Regions from separate parts of the Mus musculus genome. Here region 1 is linked to region 2. Evidence: chromatin contacts called from ENCODE Hi-C or POLR2A ChIA-PET data. All regions are on one chromosome and are shown on one strand. Each heading gives the region's core, a stretch centred on a gene start or an enhancer-like site at or near the end of the contact. The rest is flanking DNA. Distances are from core to core; before and after follow the strand shown.

Region 1 (3,062 bases), core at 32-2,531, 48 kb before region 2:
TTTGGAATATAGACGGCCCAGTCGTCTCCAACTAAAAAGTTGGTATAATTTAGAGGCCTAATATTTTAATCTCATTTCACAGCCATTGGTTTTACAGTCTGTAGAGAAGCTGTTTAAATACTCAAGGGTGTGGAGGTAGGGAAAACTTTGATTTTTAAAGATGAATCCACGTCTATGCCCAGAATATGGGAGGAAGGAGAGTGAGCCCAACAAATTACTATGAGGTACTCACAGATCTTGGCAAACATAGCATTGATCACACACTGGATGAAAACCAAAGTTAAGGCAAAGGTGAATGTCTCCTGTTTGGGTCCTTCTCCATACTTCCCTCTTGTGCTAAGACGAAACACATAAAAAAGCAATTAGTGTGTGCTACTCGGTGGCATCAAGTATGTTCAGATCCACTGAGAGCTTTGGAAGTATCATGCTTTTGTGGGTGTAGTTAGAGTTAGGAAGGATTACTGAGCTCATTTACCCAAAGGAGACGATTTGATTTAAGCCTAAAAACTAAGTCTAAACAGTAGACGCCAACCTACTGCTACCATAGCCTAAGGAAAAAATATCCGTAAAGGACACAGGTAGGAGAAAAAAAAAAAGTCAAGACAGCTGAACAAAAGTATCCCCCGTAGGAGAAAAAAAAAAAAAAAAGGCAAGACCCAGAGCAAGAAGATTAACGGTCTGCAAACACCTCGGGGCTTTCTAAAAATAAAATAAAATAAGACCTGGCTCAGGTCACGGAGCACTCTTGGAATCAACAAAAGTAAAAATATCTAAAGGGAAAAAAAAAATCGCGTTCTAAAACTCCAGAGGCCGGCCCTGAAATTTTAGAATTACAAGGATGCTCAGCTAGCAATGTATAATAGCAGGGTGCAAAAAAAGGTCAGAGGGCCGAGCCGGAGAAGAGAAAACCCTGTACCAGACACAGGAAGCCTGAAGACTAGACCGTAAAATGGATGGTGGAGACTGAATTCCGGCCCTGGCTGGGGGATGCTAGGAGTCCTGCCCCCTCAAGGGTCTGCTCACATCTTCTCCTGCAGGATCCCATAGTAGAAATAGCAGACAAAGACACCCAAGAAGCAGAGCGGCAGGCGCAGCCGATCAGGCACCAGGGATCTACTAGCGGCCATGAGACGCACGGACGAGTCGGCCGAAGATCCGTTCAGAGCAGGTAGCGGTACCGGCGGCGAAGGCGAAAGCTCCAGGCGGACATCGCCGGCCGGCGGCAGGGACCTCATAGGAGCTGCGTGCGACCGCCGGCTCGTAGGCCGGAGCAGCTACCTCCAGATATGCCAGCTCAGAGCTTCCGAGAGGGAAATGCCTCCTGCCCCGGCAGGAGCGTTCTAGGAAAGAAGGAAGGCTTTAAGATCTTGGCTCCATTCCTGGTGGCCAGGAAAGCCAGCCATATCGAGGTTATTGTCTCCTCTTTTAGGTTTTTCCGATCAGGCAACGCCGAGGACATCTACAAGCTGGAGCTCGGTGGGGAGGCCTAGGCGATTACGCGGCGTATAGTGATGACGTATAAGTATGTGGATGTTATCAATTGGCTCCGCAGAGCGAAAATAGACAGATGGGCGGAGAAAGAGGCGGTGAGGCCAGAAGAGAATTAAAGGCTTTTTTTTTTTTTTGCAGTTGGCTGTCAGGCCTCGGCTGGGTCCTAACGCCAAGAACGCTTCATAGAGCCGTAGCGCCCTCTAGCCGCTGCCCAACGTTAGCGACTCCAACCCTGTCTACCCTGTGTTCAAGACCTGGCTAAGAAGTCCAGGTCCTCTTCTTTGGGCAGGGAGCCACCGGGCAGGCTCTGTGATAGGTCAGGGCTCTTATCACTTAGAGGCAGCACATCACGTGTTGCTTAAATTCCGAGCTACAGTTTTCTCGCTCTGCAAACGAGGGGTAATTAGTAATAACCACCCTGTCACTCATTGAACGGTGTGAGGATTAAATGAGCTAAGGTTTACCAAAGTGTTTTATAAACTGTTAAGTGTGCTGTGCAAGTTTGGAGTATTAGTCATCATATTTTCTCAACTCTAATCGTATTTCCTCACCTCTTCGAGGTGAAAAATTCAATTTATTGAAATGCCTTTTAAAAAACAACAAAAGACATAATCACATGTAGCGCAGGCTGTCCTCGAATCTGCTATGTAGAATAATGTTGAATTTACAATCCTTTTCTCTTTACCTCCCTTCCGAGTGTTTTTTTTTTTTTTTTTTTTTTTTTGGTTTTTCGAGACAGGTTTCTCTGTGTAGCCCTGGCTGTCCTGGAACTCACTCTGTAGACCTGGCTGACCTCGAACTCAGAAATCTGCCTGCCTCAGCCTCCCAAGTGCTGGGATTAAAGGAGTGCGCCACCACTGCCTGGCTCCCTTCCAACTTCTTAAGTAAATTTTCTTCAAGACCTTCCAACTCTCCAATGAAGCAACACACACACACACACACACACACCACACCACACCACACCACACCACACCTCTTCCTATTTTTGGTCTCATCCATGGACTTCTCCCTGATTTAACAGTTGGGTCTTCACCTGCTTTGCTAGAATTGCAAAAGCAAGACTTAACACCAGGTCACCAAGTCCCCTACCTAATAACAGTCCCAATTGTCAAGCAGTTGTGGGTCTTGGGTTGCTTTCCTCTAAGCAGGCTTGCTCCTTTGGCACGTCCTCAGGCAAAGGAAGGAAAGGCAGGCAGCACCACACCCATCACTGGGGACCTGACTCACTAAGGCTTTGGGGACAAGCCAGACATCTTTCAAGGCTAGGAGGACTAAGAGAAAATAGGGTCTGTCCCTTTCCTGGTGTCTCCTTCTGGGAGTCACTATACGTTTACTTTCTTGGCCTTTGGTTTATTCTAGTGAATCAGCAGACAGACACTTCCAGGGAACCAAACAGTGAGTCTGGATTCCACTTCTGCCTTTTATTTTCCAACTGGGACCTCAAACAATTCACTTGACCTGGGTTGAGTTTCCCCATGTGTTTTTTATTTTTTTCCAAGACAGGATTTCACTGGCTGTCCTGGAACTCTCTGTAGACAGGCTGGCCTTGAACTCAAGAGCTCCACCTGCCT
Region 2 (3,267 bases), core at 185-2,684:
TCCTGTAACAGAATACCTTCAGGAAGAGGATATGCAATGTCCAAGCTTAGTCATCTGCAGAAAGCACAAGAGACTGGTGTAGGGACTGTCACAGTAGGATGGCAGGGACCATAGCTTCTGTACATTTGGTACAAACTTAGACTTAGGAAGTGTGCAATGATCCTTTCACATCTGGTGTGAATCAAACGCAAACTTCACTTTTAACTTACTGCCAACCTCCTCATGCAAGTAGGTTCCCTTTCCGTTCCAAAGGGCCTGCAATTGTGGGTCCCATCACAGCCTTAAGTGTGAAAGCAAGGTTAAATTTGCTCCACCCTAGTTTCCCCACACCCACCACATCAAGCTGCTATTAAGAAACTGCTTCGGCGCTGTTCAGAAAGTGGGGTATTTAACACAGCATACTTGATTGTAAGCACTCCACTGCCACGTTGGCTGGGAATGCTCAGGGCAAAACACCTTCGGAGGAGGCAAGAAGTAGGATGCAAACTGCCCAACTCCTGTACATAAGCACACACGCACAGAATAACTGGAAAGAGACAGCCATGTTAAGCAAGTCAGAGATATGGGAACATTCAACTTCGGGGCTACCCCGAGAGGAATGTAGAAAATCGGTAACAGAGGTATGTTTGCACCGAAGTAAAAGCCGTTAAACTAACTTATTCCAACGGGCTGAGTTCAAATCATCTCCTGGAAGAAGCATAATGTGAAAGCGCACGTGAAGTGGTGAAGAAAGGAACTCGAGAGCCATAGAGAGAGACGCTGGGGCCAAACTCAAGCAGGAGAAGTAACACATGGCTCCACCCGGCTCTCTTCCATGCCCCTCCCCCTCACTGAGCAGGCGTCCAGCGCCCACCGGTTCTGGCTCCCAGTGAAGCCCTCGACTCCGGACGCCCACAACACTCCTTGCACGCACTCTAGCACTTCTCACACCGCCCGGGCGGACACTTCGGACCACTTTTCGGTTACGCCCCCCCAAAGCTAGCTTCCATCTGCCAGGTCCCTCCCCTCTGGTCCCCGGCCCATGCACCCGGCACCCCGTCCCGGAGTTGCACCGCAGGTTCGCAGCTGCTCGCCTTCGCTCCCTCCGCCCTCGCGAACTCTGAGCGCCCCTTTTTCTCTTCTCTCACCTCCCATCTACTTCTAGTACTCTCCAGCCCGTCGCCCCAGCACCCGCTCCGGACCCGGCTCACCTGCGCGGCCACCCCCGTCCCGGCGCTGGTGAGGCTGCTGCAGCTGGAAGGGGACCGTAGCCCTGAGTGGCTGCAGACCGACCCGGGGGGAGCCAGCGGGCGCCGGTGGAGAGCAGCCCCGCCGGAGACCCCCCGCCCCTCCGCGCCCCGGCCCCCAGGAACCTCCGCCTCGGCCGCCCGCTGCGGCCCCGGACATGGCCCACCCGGCTACCTGCCGCCTCACCCCCACGGCGAGCCCCACACTGCCCCCAACCCCCGCGGCCGCTACTTATCTGCCCTACGGGCGCGGACCGGCCCCCTCGGCCCAGAGTTCTAATTGGCCTACAGAGTCCCAGGACCTCCCCCTCAACCAATCCATGGCGGGGCTCTTCTGTTTCCGAGGATGATTGGTCCATGTGCTCAGCCATCAAGTCAAGACCCCCACCCTCCTGATTTTCTTCTTTTCTTTTTTTTTTTTTTTTTTAATGTCCTTAAGGCTGCCGATTGGACCTTCCAGTAGAGGGCTGGTTCTTCAGCACTGCCAATGAGAAGGTTCAAAGGGGAGGATCGTCACACCCAGTCCCAGGTAGTATGCAAATATATGCCATGTGATGTCAGGCTGTGCAGGGGGCGGGGCTGGATGTGGACTGGAATCAAACACTACTGAAATCTTTAAAGGTGGTAGTGTCAAACTCTAAGCAGTTTCAATGGGACTGAGAATGCCTAACTTCAAAAGCCATTACATTTAGTTTAACTAAAAAACATTAGTTTTCAATTCTCATGAGATTTCACTGCAGCTGACAAACTCCAAACTGAGATTCGATAAATTTATAGAAGGTTTGCCTATCATTTGCATGAGCTTTGCATTAAATTCGTACATTTAATGGCTACCTCGCCTCACATGACACTCATTTGTCTTCTACGTTTCCAAGTCCCTTCCTGAAGCTGGTCCAATCTCAATAAAAACAGCTGTTAGTCTGTAAATTAACTTGAGCCTTTAAAAGGGAGCTGGGAATTTCCCTTCAGAACCATCCATTGTAAGTGTACCTAGCAAAACAAAGTAAATGATAAATCTGATCAAGTTTGATAGTGACTCCACTAGGAAATCTTTGTCTTTCCAGCTCAGTTGCTCTCTGACCTACAAGTCAAAGACCAGATGGTCCCCAAAGAGAATACTGGCAAGCTGTGAAAATTATATGCTATGTATATGTGAACACATTTTCGGAAAAAAGAAAAAGCAGTATTTAAGATACTATTAAAACAATGCATCTCAAAAAAAAAAAATCCATTACTCTTGCTACTTTGTTCTATATATGGAAAAGAAACAGAGCCAATTAACGCTGGACTGTCTGTGAGAAGGGACCATCCAAGTAATTGGATAATTCCCTCTAGATTTATATTTAGTTATGAATTCTAATTTTGACCTTGCTACCGATTTGTCTTTCTATTTCAGTCTCTACCGAGTTTAGTATTTTTTTTAAAGGTATTCCCTTGAAGCCACACTTACTAATCAGAGGAAAGGGAGTAAACTGGGTGTGCGTGCTGCGAGAGTACCTTGGGATCCAATACTGAAAGCAGATAACGCTCAGAGTGGGAATGCAACAGTTGGCTGAATATTAAAATCAGACCAGAACACAGAACATGGAGGCAAAGGAACATACTGTGAAAAGATTTTTCTCTGCAAAGACACTACTTTCATGTTTGAACGATTTGCTTCAAGCTCTGACATATAGATTGTTTGTGATGGAAGAAAATAGTACTCTTTTTTTTCCATGAGGACGACAGTCTTACTAAATGCCTGATAGGGATGAATAAGACCTGGTGGTTGGAATTAAAACTCAGCCATTCTCAGGCTAGCTCAGCTTTAAAAAGTACATCTGATGGCTGGGGATGGAGGTCAGTGGGCCAATACCTGCCTGGAATGCTCAAAGCTTTAGGTTTGATTCCGGCTATGGAGGGAAATGAGGGAAGCAGATTGAATTCTCAATTTCAATTAGCTCAACATTCTCATACACTTCAGATCTCTGCCTTTATCAAGGCGTATTCCACCCCTGGGTCTCACAGCCTCACTGAGAAAACCAACAGCAATAGCCCTAAT

Evidence for each region. Hi-C counts contacts between places; a loop is a spot of excess contacts on that map. ChIA-PET counts read pairs that join two places held with the same protein, here RNA polymerase II (POLR2A).
Region 1: a map of heart shows a loop between it and region 2 (2.7-fold over the local background). The contact joins the promoter of Slc35b1 here to the promoter of Fam117a in region 2. A Hi-C loop is called at or near these places in 6 of 37 maps with a recorded cell type or tissue (gastrocnemius and heart). POLR2A ChIA-PET finds 5 or more read pairs at or near these places in 4 of 5 experiments (Patski and embryonic stem cell).

The regions. Positions count from the first base shown.
Region 1 is chr11:95,383,075-95,386,136 of GRCm38, reverse strand. Slc35b1 (solute carrier family 35, member B1) reads right to left here and starts at 1,281. Exons shown (of 9, transcript NM_016752.3): 1 at 1,024-1,281; 2 at 233-336. The coding sequence starts at 1,127.
Region 2 is chr11:95,335,185-95,338,451 of GRCm38, reverse strand. Fam117a (family with sequence similarity 117, member A) reads right to left here and starts at 1,434. Exons shown (of 8, transcript NM_172543.4): 1 at 1,191-1,434. The coding sequence starts at 1,386.